Linked DNA regions of Mus musculus: regions 2 and 3 are each linked to region 1. Evidence: chromatin loops called from intact Hi-C (ENCODE). Cell type or tissue: heart. All regions are shown on one strand. Region 1 holds the start of Cul5 (cullin 5). Region 2 has its middle 6.5 kb from the start of Ddx10. Region 3 holds the start of Atm (ataxia telangiectasia mutated).

The links. A loop is a pair of places that touch in the nucleus more often than their neighbours do. Peaks named below come from ENCODE experiments on the same cell type or tissue, not always from the same donor. Only the 100,000 strongest peaks of a DNase experiment are listed, where the experiment ranks them.
Region 2: a loop joins it to region 1, with 2.6 times the contacts of the local background. A loop is called at or near these places in 13 of 42 quality-filtered maps.
Region 3: it touches region 1 in a loop (2.7-fold over the local background); 3 of 42 quality-filtered maps call a loop at or near these places.

The regions. Positions count from the first base shown.
Region 1 is chr9:53,666,273-53,674,272 of GRCm38, reverse strand. It overlaps Cul5 (cullin 5), which reads left to right and starts at 6,766. Exons shown (of 19, transcript NM_027807.4): 1 at 6,766-7,235. The coding sequence starts at 7,212. It overlaps Gm16124 (predicted gene 16124), which reads right to left and starts at 7,180. Exons shown (of 2, transcript NR_166653.1): 1 at 6,918-7,180. In heart, CTCF peaks have their summits at 495 (motif pointing right) and 4,267 (motif pointing left); DNase peaks (open chromatin) are centred at 502, 6,772 and 7,182; H3K4me3 peaks cover 1,477 bases; H3K27ac peaks cover 1,383 bases.
Region 2 is chr9:53,250,571-53,258,570 of GRCm38, reverse strand. No RefSeq gene overlaps it. Among named protein-coding and RNA genes, the nearest start is that of Ddx10, 6.5 kb to the right of the region's middle. In heart, a CTCF peak has its summit at 4,018 (motif pointing left); no DNase peak of the experiment used is centred here.
Region 3 is chr9:53,532,842-53,540,841 of GRCm38, reverse strand. It overlaps Atm (ataxia telangiectasia mutated), which reads left to right and starts at 4,171. Exons shown (of 63, transcript NM_007499.3): 1 at 4,171-4,279; 2 at 6,876-6,977; 3 at 7,070-7,182. The coding sequence starts at 6,906. It overlaps Npat (nuclear protein in the AT region), which reads right to left and starts at 3,795. Exons shown (of 18, transcript NM_001081152.1): 1 at 3,654-3,795. The coding sequence starts at 3,690. In heart, a CTCF peak has its summit at 3,947; a DNase peak (open chromatin) is centred at 3,971; H3K4me3 peaks cover 3,350 bases; H3K27ac peaks cover 2,567 bases.

The DNA.
Region 1 (8,000 bases):
CTCTATCTTTTGTTTTTCTATTTAATGATAACTGGACTAGCTAAAGTTGTTTGAAGTTTTCTGGTACTGGAAAAGTAGATAACTAGATGTGCAACTATGTATAAGAAAACAGCATTAGAGATGCTGGGAAGCCAGGCATGTCTTTACTGCTAGCACTTGGGAACTTGAATCAAATAGGTGGATCTCTGAGTTTCAGGCCAGTCAGAGCTATGTAGAGATGTCCTGTCTCAACACCCATCCTACCCAGCAAAACAAGAAGTGCTGGGAGTGTGATTCTTTGAATCTGTCCTTTTTTTTTTTTTTTTTCCCGAGACAGGAATAGCCCTGGCTGTCCTGGAACTCACTTTGAAGACCAAATCTGTCCTCTTCTTGTATCAAGTCCAAGTGAGACAGCAGTCCCTGTCATGGGAGTTAGTTGTTACACCACAGCGGTTACACCTTAAATAGGGGCTGGAACACTCTCCATCCATCTCCACTACTGCAAGCAGAACAGTGGCCATTAGAGGGAGCCAGAGTACCAGGTTCAAGAACCGACCTACAAGTCTTGCCTTGTCTGTAGCTACTTAAGGTAGAATAAACCTGACATGGACACTGAACCAAAAGGGTCTAGAAGGCAAACAAACAGGTCAAATGGAAACATCAGAAAATCCAGAACAATCTCCAGGTTCATCACTCCTATCCCACAGGAAGAGAGTTGAGGGAAAACTCTTGCTAATTATGGTCAAAGTCTATCAGGGGTCCCTTTCTTTGACCTTGTCTGAGGAATTCAATCCCCCATCCCTCCATGTCTACCTGCAGAATATCTCCTAGCCTTAGTTAGATTATAGGTTCAACTTCCTTTCTCCTTCAGGACCCAAGATTCCTGAAATGCTTGAAAAGCTTTCCTTTGCCGATGAGGTATTTCAATACCCTAACCCATCCCGGATGTTACCACCCCAAGTTCCCAAAATTACATAAGCCTTGAATCATTCCAAGTAAAGTTGATCTGCCTCCCTGCAACTGGTCTTGGTGTGTTATTACCAAACATACTCACAGGGTTTCCGAACCCCTCAATTTCCTCCCCTGTGTAACCTTTGCCCTCGTGAACATACCAATGATCCTGAGGGCAGGGGGTTGAGAGGTCAGGAGAATAAGGCAGGGCAGGTCATCTTTAGATAAGGGGCAGAGAGGAAATAGTTTTGGAGGTGGCAGCCTCTGGGGAGAAGGGAAGAATTAGGTTTTGCTTTGCAGGGTAAGATTCACATCTAGGCCGGGCGTGGTGGCGCACGCCTTTAATCCCAGCACTCCGGAGGCAGAGGCAGGTGGATTTCTGAGTTCAAGGTCAGCCTGGTCGAGTCTTTTGTTTCTGTTTTTGTTCATATCCCCATTCCACCCCCCGAAACCATCAGACAGAATAAGTAAGCATCCAGTCACAAATTGGAGCCCCAATTCTGTCAATCACCCATACTATGGTGGTGAAGAGGTCAGCTCAGCTGCTAGAAAATTCCAATGGACTCCATTCCCCCCCCGCCCCCGCTTGGGTGGATGACATTTTTTGGACATTGGACAGACTGAAAGACAAGTTAATTATTCTTTCCCACCACACAGGTTCTGACCGTAAGGAAGAAAGAAGCACGGGAAGAAAGATCTGGACCTGTGAAACTTTTGGTCCTCCAAGACCCTTCAACAGCAGACCTAGTACTCCAAGACCCTCCTCCTCCAAATCTCCCTACCCTTGCCCCATGGCACCAGTTCTGGCATCCTCAGCCCATACGAGTCTGGGGTCATTGCACCCCCTCTTTACCGGAGGGAGGGATGGGAGGAGACCTGAGAGCCACCTCTCTTGATACCACGATGGCTCTCTCACTGAGGGCATATGGGCTTCGTATGGGCAATCAGGCTATGCAATATTGGCCCTTCTCTTTGGCTGACTTATACAACTTATACAACTGGAAAGCCCAACCACCCTCACCCTTTTTCCAAAGGGCCAGTTAATCTCTCTGAGATTGTTTTATTTATAATGCAGGAGGCCAGAAGCCAGAGACATGGGGGCACCATTGATTGACCAGGCTGTCATGGACAGTGGGCCTTCCCTGACTAGACTTGACTAGGACTTTAATATGGCAAAAGGCAAGGGGCACCCAAAGGTCTAACACCAGGCTACACTGGCAGGTCTCAAGGGGGCGGAATGACAACCCACAAATTTGAACGAAGTACGTGAGGTTAAGCAGAAACCAGATGAGTCACCCGCAGCCCTTCTAGGGCAGCTCATGAAGCCATTTACCCAATATACACCCCATGACCCCAGCAGCAAAGAGCATAAAGCTACTGTGACAGTGGCTTTTATAGACCAGGCTAGTAGAGATATCAGGAAAAATATTCAGAGGCTAGAAAGACAGGATAAGCCATTGAGGAATTTAGTGTAGGTTGCTGAGAAAGTTTACCATTACAGGGTAACAGAAAGAGAAGGAGCAGAGAAAGAGAAAGAAAGAAAAGTGACAGGGTAGGAATCTACAGAAAGTCTGGGCTACAGTAGTTAGGGAAAACAGAGAAGAGAGACTCCAACCAGAGAGAGACAGAAAATCCCTTAAAAATGACCAGTGCACATACTGCAAAGAGAGAGGCTGCTGGGCTCAAGAGTGCGCTAACAAACAGAAGCTGGGAGCAGGAAGTCCCAGGCCTTGGGAAAAGCACCCCCAAAAGGCAAAGGTCTTAGCCCTGGATAAAGACAGTGATTAGGGGAGACAGGGCTTGGACCCCCTCTCAAAAAACCCAGGGTAACTCTGGGAGTAGAGAGGAAACCCACTCAATCCTTGGTGGACACAGGGCTCAACACTTGGTCCTCCAAGCTGATGGCCATTTCCAAGAAGAGAGCTTGGGTACAAGGAGCCACTGGCACCAAAATATATTCATGGACTACCCGAAGAACAGTGGACCTAGGGATGGGCCGGGTATCCCATTCTTTTAGGGTTGCCCCAGACCGTCCCTACACTCTGTTGGGACATAATCTCCAAAATGGGGGCCCACATACACTCCCTGCTGGTCCAAAAGGAGAGACCTCTCAAACTGATGCCTGCTGAAAGCTGAGGCTACCTGGTTTATAGATGGGAGCAATTTTCTCCATGAAGGTCAGAGACAAGCAGGTACTGCTGTGGTGGATGGCACAAAAGTCATCTGGGCAGAACCTCTACCTCCACCCATTCCCCTGCACCTCTATCCCATGGCACATGGACACAGAAAGTGGAGCTAATTGCCCTCACCAAGGCCTTGGAACTTGGAGCCAGCAAGAAAATTAACATCCATGTGGATAGCAGATATGCCTTTGCTACAGCCCACGTCCACAGAACTCTCCCTGTAGACCAGGTTCTCCTCGAACCTTGCCTCTGTCTCCCAAGTGCTGGGATTAAAAGTGTGTGCTACCACTGCCCAGTCCTTAATAAGGATCTTAATGTTACACTGAGAAATGATATGCATTCCTTGGTGCACAGTGGCATGACTGTTGGGAATGTAAACAACTAATTTTAGGATTGAGCTTCTAGTCTGTTCCACAAAGAAAATTTACACACAGTGCTGTAACAAAGGACAAAATGCCAGTGGCTGGGAAGGTCTTAGGCCTCAGTGGAGAAGCAACTGCTACTGCACTGTTAAATGAGTATGATGTGCCTAGTAAATTGCCTTTTTTTTTTTTGGTTTGTTTTCAAGACAGGGTTTCTCTCTATAGCCCTGGCTGTCCTGGAACTCACTTTGTAGACCAGGCTGGCCTCCAACTCAGAAATCCGCCTGCCTCCGCCTCCCAAGTGCTGGGATTAAAGGCGTGCGCCACCACGCCCAGCTGTAAATTGCCTTTTAAACATTTGTGATTATACACATAATTACTGCAGCTGTCAGCCTAGTTTGTCGTGGAGGGATTTCCTTTCCTGCAGTGTACTGCAGAGACTCGTTAACCACTTAGCTAACCTCCTGAGAATTAACTGTGGCTGTGGCAGAGTGGCCCGGTGTTCAGCTTCCCATGGAAAAAAATAACTGGGTACCTACAATTACCACCCGTGCCTCCCAATAAGCTCAGAAAGCATCATAGAAGTAAGGATGGAAAGAATATAAGCCAAAGGGAGGGGTGGCAGGTTGTGTGGCTACTCCTTGATTGAAACATTTCTTCCTAAAAGGAGGATGGAGGCTAATGAGACTCAAGATGCCGAGGTTAAAGTTCAAAGCTTAGAAACTGTATTGGCTGGTGTTCTCCGTTTGTAAAGAAAGTCTGCCCCCAGCTGGCTCTGATTGGTAATAAAGACTTGCCTTACAATGGCTGGGCCAATGGAGAGAGGGCAGGACCTGGAGAATTGCAAGGGCTAGATAACCAGACTAGAGGAAGAGAGGAAGGACTGGATATAAGAACAGCAAGAGAGCAAGGCCAAACAGCTTTGCCTTGTTCGTACAAGAAGTTGGGTAAGTGGCCACTGGCTACCCGGGAAGCATGGGAAGGTTTAGGAGTCTCAGGAGTACCAGACGGGAGTGTTTACTAGCAGGGGAAAGTTTAGGAGTGCCCAATCTTTGAGCTAGTCATGGCATGTCAAAATTAACATACTTACATGTGTGTTGTGTGTATGTGTATCTCTCTGTGTATATGTATGTGAGTACAGAGTCCCTCGGAGGCCGGAAGCATTAGATCCCCCACAGAACTGGATCTTTCCAGACAGCCGGTATATTTTTTTACCCGAGTCATCTCTCTGGACTATTCTCCCTTCTATTTTTGCATCCTTGGCTTTTTTTTTCTTCTTCACTGTTCTTTTCACAATGTTTAATTAATACTTAAGGTTTCTGCCATGAGTGATAAATTCCAGCATTCAGTAATTAATCTATTAAAATGTATGGAATCAGCTGAGGTGGTGGCAAACTCTAATCCCAGCACTCAGGAGACAGAGGCAGGCAGATCTCCGAGTTCAAGGCCATCCTGTTTAAAGAGCGAGTTCCAGGAGAGTCAGAGCTACACAGAGAAATCTTTCTGTTGTGAAAAACAACAGAACAAAACCAAAAATGAATAGAATCATGTCTTGTTTGTTTGTTTGTTTTGTGTTTTTTGAGGCAGGGTTTCTCTGTGTAGCCCTGGCTGGCCTTGAACTCAGAAATCCACCTGCCTCTGCCTCCCAAGTGCTGGGATTAAAGGCGAGCGGCACCACACCCGGTTTTGTCATTTTTATTTTTTTAATGGACTATGATACCCTTTTTATTTTATTTTATTTTTAATGTATGTGAGTATACTGGGCCATCTCTCTAGCCTTTACATTTAATTTTTGCCATAGCACTATGCTATAGATGTTTTAATACTAATTTCACAAACAAGATAACTAAGGCCCATTGTGAAGTAGCAGATTTTTTTTTTAAGATTTATTTATTTTATGCATATGGGTACGCTGTAGCCGTCTTCAGACACACCAGAAGAGGGCATTGGATCCCATTACAGATGGTTGTGAGCCACCATGTGGTTGCTGGGAATTGAACTGAGGACCTATGGAAGAGCAGTCAGTGCTCTTAACCACTGAGCTATCTCTTCAGTCCTAAAGTAGCAAATCTTAACTCACTTTAAGTGCTATATTGTTTAGATAGGGGTCTCACTTTATAGCTCTAATTGGCCTGGAACTTAAGAGTGTGCTAGGATTAAAGGCATGCTCCACCACACCCAGCACGAAGCAGATATAAAGAACTCTTGGCCTTTTCCGAGGGAGGCGTATACCTATAATCCCACCAGTCACTCTGGAGGCAGAGGCAGGCAGAACTCTAGAGTTCTAGGTCAACTTGGTCTACATACAGAATTCCTGGCCATCCAAGAATACATAGAAAGTCTTCTTTAAACATAGCTACCTGGAATGCTTGGGGCAAAAGGAGTTTTCAGGCATAATATATGAAATAAAATCCTTCAGAGTGGAGCCTGAAAGTCTGCTTTTCTAAGTAGCACCCCAGGTTATATTAATATAAAGAATGCACTAGCAACGTTTGAGAAACTTTTGTTTTCTTGGGTTTTTTGACCTAGCTGTTCTGAAACTTGCTCTGTAGACCAGGCTGTCCCCAATCTTACGGAGATCCTCTTGCCTCTGCTTTGAGTACTGAGACTAAAATTGTTGGACAGTGAGAGATGAGTTTCAAAGAAACAAATTTGATACCAGGTGGTGGTTTCCCACACCTTTAATCCCAACACTTGGGAGGCAGAGGCACCTACCTCCACTCTCCGAGTTCAAGACCAGCCTGGTCTACAGATGGCGTTTCAGTACAGCCAGGGCTACATAGAGAAACTGTCAAAAACCAATCCAACCAACCAACCAAGCAACTAAAACCCCCAAAGGGTAGTATTAGGAACTTGCATAATGCATTAAATAACAGCTAACCTGAGAGATCCCTGTATAAATTACATTCTCTTCCCTTGATCAGAGATTCGTGATCAGAAGCGATGCAATTTGGAGAAAATACTATAGGGTGCTCTAGGATATGTCTTAAGGAACCCAAGATTAACAATCACTTCTTGAACAAGCAGGGTTTTTTTTTTTGTTTATAGGAATAACAGTACGTTTGTGCATCATTTATTAATTGACTGGGCGCCTTCTCTCAGTCAGCATTTCCTGAGGACAGCAGTAAGAAGCCTTCCAGGCTAATCTAATCCTGAGCTCTGAATAGCCATTCCGATCTGGGGCGAGCGCGTGAGGGCTGCGCCGGCTCCAGCCAGCAGAGGGCGCGCTCGCACCCTCCGCGCGGGCCTCGGGACCCAGTGGCTTGCTGTCGCCTGGGTTGCTCCCGAGCACGCCCCCGCCCGCCGCGTCACGTGACGCCGCCACGGACCCTGAGGTGCGGGCCCTAAGCCGAGATAAAGTCGTTGCCGGCGGCCCAAGCGGGTGCAAGCCCAGCGGCAGAAGCGAAGGCGAGCTGGGGAGGCCCGAGGAAGTGGCTACTACCTCTTCCCGGTCTGGTCGGCTCCCGGTCCCTTCCCACCATTCGCCGCTCGCGTCTCCTCAAGCGTTTGCATGCGCTCTCTCGCGTGGGCAGGCCGGGGTGACCATGTAGCTGGAAAGCCCGAGGAAGCACGGCTGCCCGGGACGAGCTCGGCGCTGACGGCACGCCGCTCCGGCGTCCCCCGCATCCCCCGCCGCGGCCTGCGGGGTCCTGCTGGGAACCCCGGCCTCTCGAGGAGGCCTGGCCCCGAGCGCCGCCAAGTCTCGCCCCGTCTCGCGAGAGTCCAAGTTGAGAACATGGCGACGTCTAATCTGTTAAAGGTAAGTCCCCCCGGCTGCAGCCGGGCTTTTGCCCGGCCATCGATGCGCTCGGCTCCCGGGGAAGGACCGGGCTCCGTGGGAGCGGCAAGATGTGTATGAGGAGAGCGGTTCGGGGTTGTCCACCGGAATGAGCCGGGGTGGCTGTTGCCCGAGCACCCCGACGCCGGGCCCTGGCCTCGGGGGTCCAGAGGACCTGGTGGGTTCCTCCCGCCGGCTCACCGACTCGCAGCGATGCTTTCAAGGGACCAACCCCGGCTGGGAGCGAGAGCAGTGTCGCTGGGCCGCACCAACCCATCATTGTGACTCTTGGGGCCCGTCCCTTCTGAATGGAGTGTCAAAGACATAATAGGGGAAAAAAATCCCAGCAAAATGCTGCCTAGCAGGTTTCAATGGCTGGTCCCCCCATGCTCCCCCAACCCCATTCCTTAATTTCTGTTCGCACTCTGCAGGAACTGTGAGTTAGACAGCAGTGCCTGCCTGCCACTTCACCTCTTTCCTCCCTTCTCTGAATGTCACACCTTCCCACCAGTTCTCTCACGCCTGGCCGTCTATTTCCACCTTTTCTCTGTCCCTTGAGGAACTGTCTCCCAATCCTGACCTCCCTTATAGGACATCGATGGCACCCGATCAAGTGCTGCTGTCCATCCTTTTAGGGTGTAGAAAAGTTTTCATTTAAAGAAAGCATTGAAAAGTTGTAAATGCCAGGAGAGTCCCAGGGCGAGCAGGTTATGTAGAATCATCTCTAAAAAAATGAGGATTGAGGAA
Region 2 (8,000 bases), 420 kb after region 1:
TGGCACGCTGCTGGAACACAGTTAAGACTGGAGCCCTTGAGTATTCTGAAAGCTTGTGAGAAAACTCTGAAAGTCTTGTGACCTAAGTTTCTTCAAAACACAGAACTGTTCTTGGAATGCGTTTCCGTGCTCCTCCCCGGTATAGCAAATAGGAGTGAGCTTACTTTAGCTGTTGTTGTTCATATATCCATATTGGAAACACATGTTCTTGTCCACGTGCTGCCTGTCCTTGTGATTGTACACTTTACTCAGTTGACTTCTCTTAACCCTAAGAGTGTAAACTGTCTTATGCTCTGAATAAAGTTGGCTATTGCATGAGACTTTAGTTGCCTTTCTTTAGATCCTGCTTTCCCAGGGACACGCTGTTTTTAGAGAGGTAAAAGCATGCCTTCAGACCACTTGGAGCTTTACAGGGCCCAAGTGTAAGGATGCAGTGGTGGATAGAATAGAGCAGCTGTAGGGCAGCAGTTCTGTCTCCCGACTCTGACTGGAGCCCTGCAGAGACAGTGGGCAGGGTTTCACACTAGGAAATAAATAGCCTCAAAGGCTATTTATTCCATGCATATCCTGCCCCCCACCCTCTTCCCCCGCCTAGGGAGAGGGGTAAGGGAAAAGGGGTGTGGATTCAGGGAGCCTGGCTGCTGACTCGCTGTAAACCTCCTTCCCATCCTCAAAAGATAAAAAGAACAGACCCTGGTCCTGCCACTTCCATTGTCTTCAGAGAACTGACATGCACTCCCTATTCCTAGTGTTGGGGGTCTCAGCTCTCCTTGGGAGCCCTGCCACACTGTTTCAGCTTTACCTCTCAGTCTACAGCATTAACAACTCTTACAACAAACTCAATCCTGGAGTATCAGTGTCAGCGTCCTCTTGAACCCTCTCCCATCCCATTCAAAACCCCACAGTAAGGACTTTCCCTTTTATGCTGTGTAGAACAATGAACCTTAGAGAATTTTGAGGAGAGGGGTGAACTAATATAGCTTGGACTTTAACTAGATCACTTTAACTCTTGAGTGGATAATAGGCTGGAGAACAAAGACAGATATTAAAGAAAGGTAAGAGAAAGAGATAAAAGAGAAGAGATCTGGGGTGGTGGTAGGATAGGTGGTAAAAAGTGGCTGTGTTAGCAATCAGGCATTTCCTCTGGCCTGCCCTCAGGGACTTACAGGCAGCTTTAAGCTATGTCTGGGTGCAATACATGCAGCTGTCTCCCGTGCATAGATAGATAGATAGATAGATAGATAGATAGATAGATAGATAGATAGATAGACAGACAGGATATATCATATATATGATCATATAGATAGATCATATATAGATTCTCTCTATATTTATAGATCTCATATATTTGTTCAAAATCACCCCGGGTATGTGCAGATCACTTAAAACTCTCCCAGATGATTATTACAAGACTTTTCACTAAGGATGCTTTACTGAGCATGCTCACAAAGATCTTCTGCACAGTACGGATGGCCAAGCTACAGTTGGTGGCAGGGTTATATAACTCCTAATTCACTATGCATATGCAAATAGTTTTAATATACCTGCCTCATACTTTTGAAAAGGAGAGGGGGAATGGCAGGGAAATAGCAGCCCATTAGGGGAACCTGTGCTTTAATTATATTATTCTCTTATAAAAAGAAAAAGCAAAGAGAAATATCCACTAAAAACAGGAAATTTTGAGATGGAGGAAAGTGCATAATTGCTGGGCTGTGGGGAGGCGGCCTAAAACAGATGGTGTTTGATGCACTAATTTAGGACTGTCCTAGGATATAATTATGTTCAGTTCGGCTTAGCAACCCATGTCAAATTAAACTAAGGAGAGGTAGTCTTTGGCATTGTAAATATAATTTTAAGATCTAGGGCTTTATTATCTTCTACATTAAGTAATACGACGATGATTTGTATTTTCATTTCACTGTGGGATTTTGATAGAGGACAGAGTTAGTTCATTCAAACCCAACCTCTAAAATAAAAATTGACATTTTGTTATTTGAAACAATGTCACTAGACTTACTATAATAGTCACTGGAGCAATTTGAGGAGAGACCGGTATGTCCCATTTTTGCCCAGGACAGACCTAATTTATATATTAGGTAAGTTATTAATAATTCTTTCTTTGTTAAAAGTATGTCAGTTTGCCCATCACATGCCTATGTCCAAAATCTTGTTGACAGTGAATGAATAATGGGGGCTGGAGAGAAGGCTCAGTGGCTACGCATGTCCCGAGGGTGGAACTCAGGCGTGGGCTGCTCAGCGGGCATCTTCATGGCTGGCCCTGGACCAACTGGTGATGAGGGTAAATAGTCTTACATGAGAACAGTATTTTGTGTTGATGGTTGGTTTTCTATGCAGTTTCAAAGGTTTGCTTATACCATTTCTATAATCATTTGATAGGATTACTTACCACTAATCATGACAAGGTTGTCTGTGATCGCAATCTCTATTCCAAACTACTGTAAGTTATCTGAAAAATTTACCTGCGTTTATTTTTTAGGGGGGGGGGAGGGTAGGGTAGATGTGGTCACTGTTGTAAATGTCCAAAAGGAGGAAATTTTTATGTAATTTATGGCTTTAGAAGTTTCCTCCAAAGCGTCTGCTCTGGCCTGATATGAGGCAGACTGTCATGGTGGTGGGACCTACACAGCGGAGGCTGCTTACATCAGAGAGGCTGTGGAGCAGAGGGAAGGAAGGGGCAGAGACAAGATGGCTCCAAACTTTCCCCTTCCTGCCCTGAGTTACAGACTTCTTCCAGCTAGGTCTACGTTTTTCCACAACCCCACAGTTTAATAATATTATTAAATAATTTTAATTAAGTAAGTAATACTATTACTTGCTGTGGGCCAAGCCTTCAACGTGTGAAACTGTGGGACATTTCAAATTCAACTTGTAACAATGGAACAATGGCTCTAAACATTTGTTTGTGGATGTTTGTGCAGACATAAGCTTTCAAACCTGTTGGGTACAGTGTGGTGGCTGTATGTTTAGAGAATATGTAGGTTTATAAGAACCCGTCTTCTAAAACAGCTGTAACACTTTGTAGTATCTCAGGAGTGAATGAAGCCTATCATTCATTGTCCATCTCAGCCTTTGGTGCCATTAGCACCTTTAATGCATCCTTTGCCTCATCATAGCCTACAGCAGTCTCCAGCACTTTATCAAAAAGACATTTAAGAGTTTCTATTGAAGACAGACCCAGCAGTGTGGGCCTTCATTTATCAGGTTGTTGATCCTCTTGAATATCATTCATCCTTCTTATATTGGAGGATTTTTGTTTTGTTTGCTTATTTATTTACTTATTTTTGAGACAGTGTCTTATGTTTTCTAGGCTAGTCTCAATCTTGTTATGAAGCCAAGGATGGCCTTGAACTTTTCATTCTCTTGCCTTTCTACCTTCCCATGCTGTAATTACAGGCACGAACTACCACAACCAGTTTTATGTACTGCTGGGGACTGAACCCAGAGCCCCACAAAAGCTAGGCAAGCTCTCTGTGGACTGAGCTCTATCACCTCTCAGATTAGCTTCATCCCCTGGAAAATAGGTTGGGAGATGCTTAGAGACAGTGTATGTAACAAACCCAGCTCTGTATGGCATTTCCTAACTGCTGTTAAGAAAAACAGTATGGGGCTGGTGAGATGGCTCAGTGGGTAAGAGCACCCGACTGCTCTTCCGAAGGTCCAGAGTTCAAATCCCAGCAGCCACATGGTGGTTCACAACCATCCTTAACGAGATCTGACTCCCTCTTCTGGAGTGGCTGAAGACAGCTACAATGTACTTACATATAATAAATAAATAAATCTTAAAAAAAAAAAAAGAAAAACAGTATGTGGGAAAAAAAGCAACTCAGAACTATTCTAGACAATTTGAAGAGTACTAACTGCAAACATCTCAAAGGCTCAATGATGTAGAAGAACAGGCCAACTCACCAACAAAGTACTTGGTGGCTATAAAAATGCATGGCAAACTGAATCTAAGCCCCAGGGGAAAGTGGCACTTAATCTTCTGCTGCCACCTGCTGGCCAGAAGTGAACTAAATAATGAGCAGTCCTAAGTTTTCATGTAGTGGCTAGTGCTAGAAGTTGAACGTGATTAGGGAACGAGTTTTCAAGCATTTTTAGAATATTAGAACTCTTAGGTGTGGAGACATGAGGAGGAAAAGTCGAGAAGACACGAGAAAGGAAGAATGCCCCTCCCCTGGAATCTAGTTTACTTTTCCTGCTGAGAGTAAAGAAATGTCAATTTAGAGCCGGGCGTGGTGGCACACACCTTTAATCCCAGCATTTGGGAGGCAGAGGCAGGCAGATTTCTGAGTTCGAGGCCAGCCTGGTCTACAGAGTTAGTTCCAGGACAGCCAGGACTATACAGAGAAACCCTGTCTCGAAAACCAAAACCAAACCAAACCAAACCAAACCAACCAACCAAACAAACAAAAAGACCCGTCAACTTAATACATACAGAGATAATATGTGTTTTCCTAAAGATGTCTCTAACAAGGGTGTTAAATACAACAATTAACCATGTTTATTAGCCCTCCTTTTTCCTCTCTAAGTTTAAACCTCATAAGACCACCTTACAATTTCATTGACACAAGAAAAAAATAATAATATAAAATGTAAGCATGAGGCCTGGAGAGATGGTTCGTCAGATAACAGCACTCCCTGCTCTTTCAGAGGACCCAGGTTCAGTTCCCAGTCAGTACCCCCCACAGTGATTAACAACTGTCTGTAACTCCAGTTCTGGGTGGTCAGACATCCTGTATTGTCTTCTTCAGGCACGATGTGCATGTGGTTTATATACATACAGTCAGGCAAAACACCCATAGACACAAAATAAAAAGTTAAATAAATAACATACCAACTCATATATTTTTATTTAACTTTAATCATTCTAAAATTTTAAGTTTTTCTTAATCTTTAACCTTGTAAATTCCCCTTTAATCTTTGATGACTATAACTCAGAAAGCTACGGGATCATATATATATATATATATATATATATATATATATATATATATATATGTATTCATATATGTATATGTGTGTGTTTAAGACACTCAAGGACATCTGGCTCTCAGTAAATCTGTACCAATGTCTTTGGTTAGTATACTATTCATCTCCTACATGGCTCTATCTAAACTCACTAACTTGATAAACTCACTAACTTGGCTTCACTCTGGCTAAGTCCAGAATCTCACTGAGAAAAAAATCCTGAAGAAGTTTTTGAGGGAAGTCGAGGATCTGGCATTATCTGAGTGTCTCTAAGTGGGAGGAAATCCTTAGGCTGCTAGGAGTTTGCTATTGTCACCTGCTGCTGCTGATACCCACATAAGTTTTTATATAACACTAGTAAGTGGAGATACCTTTGCTAAGAATATCAATATTATTTATAGATCATATGAATTAAAATCATGTGGATCATATGGATATGTCTTTTCATATGTTAATATTCCAGAGGCTTGTCAATGTTAGTGACAGTAAACATGAACTGATATGAATTATTTTCTTAATTATAATTGGATTCACGATTAGGATCTGTTTGAATTTCTTTTAGACAATCTGTTCACTAAACACATAATCCCCTAGACACAACTAAATGGGAAGAGGAAATAGGATGCATGCATTGATTTTCCCTGAGTGCCTCTGGCTTTCTCTGAGCTCATGGAAAGGTCTTACTGTGCAGGTTCCTTTAAAAAACACTTTTCCTTAATACAAAAAAATTTAATTCAACAAAAGTTGCTGGACTACCTGGACTACATCCTGTAAACCAAGCTAATCAATCCCCTTTAAAATATATATGCATATACGTTTATTCTATCAGTTCCGCTCTTTTCCAGAATCTTGATTAATATAATAAGTTCTAATAGATGTTTTTCTTTTTCTTTTCTTTTAAAATTTTGTTTGTTTCCAAATGGGGTTTTTCTGTGTAGTTCTGCCTGTCTTGGAACTAGCTTTGTAGACCAAGCTGGCCTCAAACTCAGATATCCTCCTGCCTTTGCCTCCTGAGTGCTGGGATTAAAGGCATGTGATATTACCACCCAGCTTAAAAGATATTTTTCAAAGTGAATATATGGAGTTCTGAGAAGAAAAGGGTTTTATTTAGAGAGTGGTTAAACTTTTAACATCATTACCATTTGTTAAACATTATGTATTGCTTAATTATCTTAAATAAGTATTATTAGACTTGTGGATTTCTTTCTTTCTTTCTTTTTTTATGTTTTAGAGCTTTATTGTAGAAAGGCAGGGGGAAAGGGATAAGGTAGAAAGAGGGAGAGAGGCCGGCCATAGCCACGTGGAGAGAGGGGAAAGAGAGAGAGGGAAGGAGGGCTAAAGAGTAAGAAAGGTGAGAGCTTAAAGAGCAGATTGTGGATTTCTAAAACCCAACTCAAGTCAGGTGTCATAAGACAGGTAGGAGATACAGGCAGGAGGATGAAGAGTTCAAAGCCAGCCTGGATTACTTGAGAACCTGTTTCAAGAAACAAAGTCCAAACAAACAACATGTAATGCCTTCTTCTCCATAGGGGACACACTGTACATCCTTAGGAACGTCCAAAGCCATGGGTAATTCCAAACTGTGTAGACATCACCAGGTACGTGGGCCACAAGTCTGCCTTCAGAGTTTCCTTGTATTAAAAAAAAATCAAGAGATAGAAATTGATAAAGTGAAATAGATTTCTTTGCAGTTTGGTTCAACCAAGGAGACACAGGCTTCTAGCTTCTCTCTCTTTTCCTATGACAGTGTTATAATTTTACAGAACAAAAATGAAATAAGGAGAAAATTTGTGTTCTTGTCCTCTGTCTGTGAGGTAAGCTGTCAGGGCTCAGCTGCTTGAGATTGGTCCTCCTTTGGCCTCTCTCTCAGCACGTGAGAGCCACCAAGTTTTATGATCCATGCTACACTACTTCATATATAGCATGCTTACCCTATACACTCAGACCTCTGATTCAGTGTAACACATAGATTAGACACAGTAATTACTAATCAAACAGAACAGTTATAACAATGTACTGAAATAAAGTTCCATGGTTCTACTATATGGGAGAATCAAGACAAATATTAATTATTTTTGGACTGCAGTTGACTGTTGGTTAAAAAAAATCACAGAAAACAAAATGATGGGTGGAGGGGGCCCTTGTATTTATGTGAACATAGATGTTATTCTGCAGATTTTTTTTGAGGGGTGGACTAAGATTCTTAAACCTGATACCTTAGTTTTTCCTATATGTTTTTTCAAGTGTTTTCTTGTTTTGCTTTTTGAGACAAGGTCTTGAATAGCTTTAGCTGATCTTGCCCTTGGCATGTATCCAAGGATAATCTTAAAGTCCCAACGGCCCCTACCTATATCGTCTGAGTTCTGGGATTACAGGTGTGCACTGTGATGTCTAATGTTTATTAGACATCTTGTGATGTCTAATGTTATTCAATGTTGGGGACTGGACTCAGGATCTTGTGTATGATAAGCAAGCACTCTGAATTGCATCTCCAGCCAGTTTTTTTTTTTTAATATTTTAAATAAGGAATCAGAGACTGGTAAAGGAAAAACCAGGCAGAAGAAGATCCAGGATCTGTTTACCTTCCCTGGAACAATGTTATAGAAAAACAAACAAACAAACAAACAGTCAGGAAATATGCAGCTGTCTATTTAACTGTGAGGTAAGTGTCAGAACTCTGAAATCTTTTAAAAAGAGATTTATTTATTTATTTATTTATTTATAAGTGCATGTGACCTACTGATTCTATTTAGTATTGCTCATCTGTGCATGTGTTTGGGGCCGACCACTTGGGATTGGATGACCTATTCAGGGGCTTGTTCCTAAAGAAAACTGATTCTCCTCTCTTTCTCAGCAGCTATTCATTTCCTGTAGCTCTGCCTCTAGTGGCAGGGACTTGTGGAATTTCCCCATCTATGGTGGCATGTCTACTGGTGTTGTCATTATGCAGGGGTTTTTCAACCAACAACATTATTGAGATTTCATAGATCCAATTTCCCTTCCATGTCTAG
Region 3 (8,000 bases), 130 kb after region 1:
TGTTTGGGGACCATGCCTAGTATGAGCGCTGCATAAAAGAATAGTTAATAAGCTTCAAATGAAAAGACAAAATGGTTAAGAACCAGAAAACTGGACTGGAGAGATGGCTCATCAGTCAAGAGTGTATATTACTCTTCCACGGACCCGAGTATGATTCCTGGCACCCACTCAAGGTGGTTCACAACTGCCTGCAAATCCAGCTCCAAGAAATCTAATATCTCTGGGCTCCACAAAACCAAAATGTGGTGTGCATTCATGCACACACATACACACAGAGATTTAAAAATAAAGTAACACAAACATGAAACACTTCAAGTGTCAGCAGTGAGTGTAGGTATTATTCAAGATGTAGAATGATTACAATTGCATCCTGGTAAATGTTTATTATATCATTGTCTTCAATATAAAAGAAAATAAAACCAATGGCTCCCGATCTCTTAAGAATATGCCAGTATTAGTTCTTTTTGCCCTTAAACCAGTTCTTTATTTTCTAGGACTCTATTTTGGAAGCTAGACTTCAAGCAGGCAGTTACCCGGTTCACCTATCACGGCTTCCGGCTACGGTTCTAAAAGGGGAAGGGCTTGTATCAGACTGGAATTCAGAAGGAAGAAGCCTTATTCCCTGATTGTCTCACGAATCTTTGCTCTGACTACAGACAGTCCCTTAGGAGACAAGACTTCAGTTTCATCTTCCACATAGTTGTCTCTGGGATGCTGTATAACGCCCTGTCTCCAGGATTAGCATGGCTTCCTGCTGTGCTGAGTTCCTTCATCCCATAAGCTAAGAAGCTTTGGCACCACCTGTGTAACCAAGTCCTTCATTAAATCCTATCACATTAAACATAGGACTTAGTTTCTGTTTTCTGAATGGACACCAACTCATACAGAAACTAACCTAGTTATGAAATTGAAAAAAAATCTGAACCCTTCAATCGTAAAAGTGCTCCTTTTATACATAGAACTTAACATTTTTGAAGTTCCTAAGAACTCTGAAACTTGAATCCAAAAATTCTTGTTTGAATAGAGAATACTGATTAAGAAAGTTTCAGTTTAGTAAGAAGAAAGAAAATTTAGAGGTAGACAGTAGTAACTAATACTACAGAACCATAAACTTAAAAATAGCTGTAATTATCAATTTTGTTATGTGTACCTCACCAAGAAAATCTCTTATCCACCAACAAAGTTACTTTAATAGGACAGTGGCTACTGAAAGAACTTTCTGATATCACATTTAACTTGAACCTTTAATACAAGGAACACAGGGGGAAAGGAATATACTATTTCAAAAAATGTAAGTACTTTAGTATACTGTAGCCTAGCGCAAATATTGAAAAGATGAGGCTGGGTAGAAACCAGCTCCACAGAGCACTTCCTATGACATATTAGTAAAAGCCAAACTGATGACCTAGAGGCAGCAAGCAATGTATCTTGGTCTCTACAAGAGTTTGAAAAATTCCATCGAGGCAATAAATAGCTGGCTGAGTAGAGAACACTTAGGTGAATAATTCAGTGCAGTAAGCTGAAGAGTTAGAGGAACGTGAACTAGTAAAGCTACTAAGTAACAGGCGGTTTTACTAGTAATCTCCTGGGTGACACAGGGCACTGGACAATGTGAGAGGGAGTTGAGAAAAATGTTTTGGTATTAAAGGGTAAAAAAAATAAAGAAAGAAAGAAGTGAATGTTAAGTAAAATTACTTTTCCTCTTATGCTTAAAAATCTGGCAGTGTTTGGAACAAGACAACAGAACAACCAACAACAAAGACCATATGCAATCAAGAAAGAGGGGCTAAAGATGGTAAGGGGGTACCACAGAAGGACCCTGAGCAAGCAATAAACCTGTAGATAGAAGTGTGTGTGTGTGTGTGTGTGTGTGTGTGTGTGTGTGTAAAGATAGTACTAAATCACAGAACTGAAAATAGTGGGAGGCTTTTTTTGTATTCCAAGTTCAAAAGAGGTTCAATTTTTAGATGCTTCAGCAATATTTGCAACCCGAGTATACATGAATTGCAAGTAGAGTATGAGGAAAGGCATCACAATTCCAAAACAGAATGGGAGGCATGCTGGAATTCATGGCACTGAAAGCAGAATCTGAACAACAAAGATGATTTTAAGGATGAAAAGCAACAACTTGAGTTTCTAGGCATCAAGAGAATAAGTTACCTTGTTAGTGGGGCAGAAACATAATTATTCCAATTAGAAAGGCCCTGTCATTTCCTTAAGGTTTTCTTAACAAGGCAGGACTTTCTCTTCAGGGGATATGCTGACAGTATATAAAGCCCCTCCCCACCCCCTTTCTTACATGAAGGAATGACATCCTACTTGTATCTAATGAAATCAGGGTTGCTATTAAGCATCCCATAAAATCTGAGGAAAGAAAACATGGAAAAATCCTCATAAAAATTATCCACTTTTCAATGTTCATACTACCAAACTCCAAAAGCCACTTTTGAGGCTATGATCATGGAATTTTATATGGATCACAAGACTGCTAAAAGTCGCAGTTCTTACCTAAACAATACGTATAGGTGGGGAGAAAAAAAATCATGTGAGTCTACTTTTAACCAATTTTGTATGAGCCTAATTTTAAAATTACAAGAAAGCTAAGTTTAAAAATCACAGGTATAAATTTAACTATCCAAGTCTGATGAAGATGAAAACATTCAAAACACTAGTTTTTGTATTTAAGTTTCTCAAAAAATGGACAGTAGAATCGTACAGAGCCTCTTAAATAAGTCCTGCCTAATGTGCAATTTTTATTTTTTGGACAGGGCTGGGCACAAAGCAAATGTTCGTAACGGCTGTGGAAACTATGGAATGAGTCCTCATACTTCGACCACTTTCTTTTAGAGATGTCCCAAATAACGTTTCAAAGTCACTGTCCAGTTTTGAGCCTAAGAGGCTCTTGTTCCCTACAGAACAATCCCTTTTATTCTTTCACAGGACAAACAACGAAAACAGTCTTTTCCAGAGACAGTATCTCCCGACCAACCAGTGGTCTATGAACAAACCCTTTTCGAAAATGGAGGAAAACGAGGGCTAGAACGTGTGCAACCAGAAGTCAGTCGTCGTACCTCCTAAATATTTGCTCAAGAACACGACACGCTGCCGTTCTGAAATATGCAATTGGCGTTTCAAGCCACTATGGTGGGCCAGGGGTGTGGGGCCCTCCCTGTGTCCCAAATTCCCAGTGCTAAGGTCGGGTTATGGGTAAGGGCGTCGGAAAGTCTTTCCACAAGGCTGGGCGGCCGGGGAAGCGGGGGTCCCCCCGCCTTTTCCTTTATCAGTCCCGGCTCTTGACAAGGGAAAGGGTAGGGGACACGCAGCCTCGTCCATCACGCAGGCGACACTCCTTCAGGTGTCCCAGCGGGCCTGGCTGTGCCTCGGAATCCAGGCCCCAGGTGTTCCCCGCCGAGCTTCTTTCTCCCTTCGGCTGCCCCCATCGCGCAGCAGGAGGAGAAGGGACATCCCTACACCGAGGAGCTTCGACTGTCCCAAGGCGCCGAGGGACCGAGCCTCTCCGCTAGTCTGAACTTGGACGGGAGCAGACCACTCCTCAGAGCTTCCCCACCCCGAGCAGCCCTCCCCCTCAGCCCCTGGTCTTTCCGTCCCCTCAGCCCGGGTCCGATCACCCGCCCTCCCAGGCCGCCGCTTACCCAATACCAGCCTGGCTACATCCGAGGGTAACAGCATGATCCGAGCTGCACAGGGAGCGGCCTGAAGGGACGAGACTCAACTCAAAGCAAACACGGCGACAGCCCCGGCGCCGCCGCATCTCCCGGTTCCACTGGAGGTGCTGAACCCGCGGCAATTTGTCCCGCCTCTTTCGTGCCACACTAACCAATCGCTTCCGCGGGAGACAGAAAGGCGCCGAAATGAAACCCGCCTCCGTTCTCCTCGGAACCGTCGTCATTTCCGTCTGCGGAGGGTTGTGGCCAGAGAGGACCTGGTGGCCGGCTGTGGGAGCGTCGGCCCCTGGGCGGAGTTGCGGGAGCGAGGGCAATCGCCATTGGTGCGCACTGCGCAGGCGCGTTTCCTCAGGCCGGGAGACTGTTTTGAGGGGAGCGAGTGTTTTGAGTTGGAGAGCGCGTGATGCCTACGCGCAAGCGCAGTCGTGCGGCGGCGCATGCCGACTTCTTCCTTTGGGGCACCCGTGCCTTACCAACTTGCTGCTTTATAGAGCCGGAAGCGGGAAGGCGTGCGTACAGAACCAGCTGCTAGATCCGTGCACGCGGGAAAAGGCGAAGCGACCTGGGTTTGCATTGGCAGGCAGAATGCAGCGGTAGGAGCGAGGGACGAACGCTCGGGGACTTCTGTGAGGGGAAAATTCTCTTCTGAGCCCATCTTTCCTCAGCTTCCGAATGGCTCTTACCCCTTCTCTGCAGAACGGCCGTCATCTTCTCCCTCTTTCTGCAGACCCTAGATGGAGTGAGCCTAAATCTTCCCTTCTGCACGTCCCTCTTTCCTATCTGTCATCTTAAGGGTTCTGGTCGATCTAGATTTTTTAAATCTCATACTTTAGTCTCAGAGCGTTTATTTATATTTAAGCTACAGGTTTGCACATGTTCGTAGTTAAGAGCACTGGCCCTTGGAAATCACAGTCTCGTATTCTCATTGTCAGTTGTATTGCCTGTGTTGTCTGTAGTAGGTAAGTGGCAGCCACTCTGAGCCTTTGAAAATGTTTAACCTGCGCTCCTTCCCCGGTCCCACCCCCGCCACCTGGCACAGATAAGTAGACAGCTACTTTTTCAAAGCGACAATGTGATAGGAAAAACTGTGTTAGCCGAGGAAGGACTGGTTCTGTGGAAACTGAGCCTGAAAGAATCGACTTTGCTGCTAGATCTTGCCGGGTGTAAATTCTTCTGCAAGATGGTAGCGAAGCTTTCAGACAGAAGGAAGTGCATGGAAAGGCACAAAGTGTAACGAGCTCTTGTTATTGAGTGATACAGATTTTGCAAGTTTCCAGTGTATTGAAGCCAGAGGAAGGGATGAGAGCAAGAAGAGGAGGAAAAAAACAGTCATCAAATAGATTTATAAAGCGATCGTAAGAGAAGACAGTAACAGGATGACAGTTATACTGAATATTTGCTGTGTGTGTGTGTGTGTGTGAGAGAGAGAGAGAGAGAGAGAGAAAGAGAGAGAGAGAGAGAGAGAAAGAGTGAGATAGTAAGAGAGAGAAAGAGAAAGTAGGTGTGTGGTGGGGGAGAGGGAAACAGAAACGGAAACGAACTCCTTAAAGTAGATACTGGTATCATTTTCTCATCTAGCATCCAGAAAACAGGTGCCAGTTTAACCAACATGTTGCAGGTTGGATAACTGTTAATTGAATGGACCTGGATCCGAACAATACAGCCTGACCATAGAACCCACCCTTTTGCAACCCAGGCTAGCCCCTAACTCACAATTGTGCTGCCTGAGCCTCCCCTAGGCCTGCAATACCTGACTGAGCCCCAGTGCTTTTTACCACTAGCCAAGACTAACATGCCACAGGTGGGGTTATTTCTGGGAAGGGGAGATGTAATTATTGTCAAAATGCATCAACTTGACTGAACCCTCAAAAGGAAGATTTGATTTGTCTGTTCAGGGGCTGTTGCTTAGGAAGCTTTTTTAGTTGAATGTTGGGAGCTGAACTATGTTACTTGTTTTAATGTCTCAGCATTTGTTCACTTGATAGCTCTCTTCATCTAGTTGGATAGCTTTGGTTCTGCCACCCACCACTATTTGGTTGGTTGGTTTGTTTGTTTTTGAGTCAGGGTTTCTCTGTTGCCCTGGCTGTCCTGGAACTCTTTCTGTAGACCAGGCTAGCCTTGAATTCAACAGATCTACCTGCCTCTCTCTCTTTCCTTCCCTCCCCCTCCTCCCTCCCTCCCCTACTCCCTCTCCCTCCCTCCCTTCCTCTCCCTCTCCTCTCCCTCACTGCCCCCCCCTTTCTGCCTCTTTCTGCCATTCAGTTCATTCAGATCTTGCATTTACTTAATTCATAACAATTTAATCTAAATGATAAACTGTTGTAATTTGGGGGGGGGTATGAGCTTCTTTAGCTCAGTGTGGCATTGATCTCACTGAGGGTGACCTTAAACTTCTATCCTCCTTTCTTTACCTTCCCACTGGTATTGGGATTACACTAATGTGCTGTGGCACTCTCTGTTCTCTTCTTTTGTTTTCTACTGTATTTTGATTTCCTTTGAGGCATAAGTTGCAACTTGGAACTATGGATTAATACTTGTATCATCACCATTGTCACCAGATGTCTCCAAGAGGGTAGGCTGTGTATCAGTATGGTTCAGTTATTTTCTAGCTGTCCATAGCATGCCTAACCTGATACACTGTACATGTGAAACAAATATTGTTTGCTGTTATCAATGAATGTTTTCCTTTTTTTTTTTTTTTGTTTTTTGAGACAGGGTTTCTCTGTGAAGCCCTGGCTGCCTTGGAACTCACTTTGTAGACCAAGCTGGCCTCGAACTCAGAAATCCGCCTGCCTCTGCCTCCCAAGTGCTGGGATTAAAGGCGTGTGCCACCACGCCCAGCGAATGTTTTCCTTTTATAGAGATAATACTGAACTGTTTCATTTTATTCAAAATAATAGATTACCATGCTAGGCAAAGCACACATTTGAGAATTAGAGCCTAATTTTGATATACTTTAAGAAAATGTCCTATAGAAATGTTAAGAAAAATTATTGTGCCTTTGATCACAGTGTGCCTCTGCATGTATAGTTAGGTTTAAATGTGTAGTTAATGTCTAAAATAGTTACGTACAGGTCTAAAGTACAGCTTACTGGCACATCACATGTTTAGTATGCTTAAAGCACCAAGCCAGTCCTTAGCAAAAAAAAAAAAAAAAAATCAATGAAATTTGTATATTTCTTTTTACAGGTGAGGATGCATGTTCTGAAATCTTAAACCATGAGTCTAGCACTCAATGATCTGCTCATTTGCTGCCGGCAGTTAGAGCATGACAGAGCTACAGAAAGAAGGGTAATATAGTATTTGAAGTTGTTTTTCTTGAAGCAAATGTGTGATAGGTAACATAGTATGTTATTATTATTATTATGTTTTTTTATTTTCAGAAAGAAGTGGATAAATTTAAGCGCCTGATTCAGGATCCTGAAACAGTTCAACATTTAGATAGGCATTCTGATTCCAAACAAGGAAAATATCTGAATTGGGATGCTGTTTTCAGGTATCCTCTTTGAACTTGTGTTTCTTTTTCTGTTTTGTGATGCCATTTTACTCTTTAATTTTGTTTGCTGTATATCATTATGTGTTACATAGGAAGTTGACCCTTAGTGGTTATCTGAAAGTTTTAAAAACATACATAACACTGGAAGGTTTATGTCATTTCTTTGATAGAATATTTTAGATGTATATCCTGTAACAACAAGAAAGATGCATCAGGGTGCTGGCGAGATGGCTCGGAGGGTAAGAGCACTGACTGCTCTTCCTAAGGTCCTGGCTCACAACTACCTGTAATGAGATCTGACACCCTCTTCTGGCATGTCTGAAGACAGCTACAGTGTACTTATGTATAAAATAAATAAATCTATGGGCCGGAGCTAGCAGGGATGAGCTAGTGGGGCCGACCAGAGTGAGCAGAGGTTCTAAAAATTCAATTCCCAACAACCTCATGAAGGCTCACAACCATCTGTTCAGTTATAGTGTACCCATATACATAAAGTAAATAAATAATAACTAAATTGTTTTAAGAAAACAAGAGGCATCATAGGATTCCTGTCATACTGCTTTCTTGAGGCTGAGGCAGGAGGCCAGGCCAGTCTGGCTTTCATAGTGAGTTCTTGTCCTATCTGGTCTATATAGGGAAACTCTGTCTCAAATAGAGCAAAAACAACATGAGGATTCTGTTCATTTTTACTATAAGAATCTGTTTCAAATTTGTTTTAAACATAAGTTACAGTAGCTGGGCGATGGTAGCACTCTGGAGATGAGGTGGGCAAATCTCTGAATTCTAGGCCTGCCTGAGCCATAAAAGTTCCAGGACAG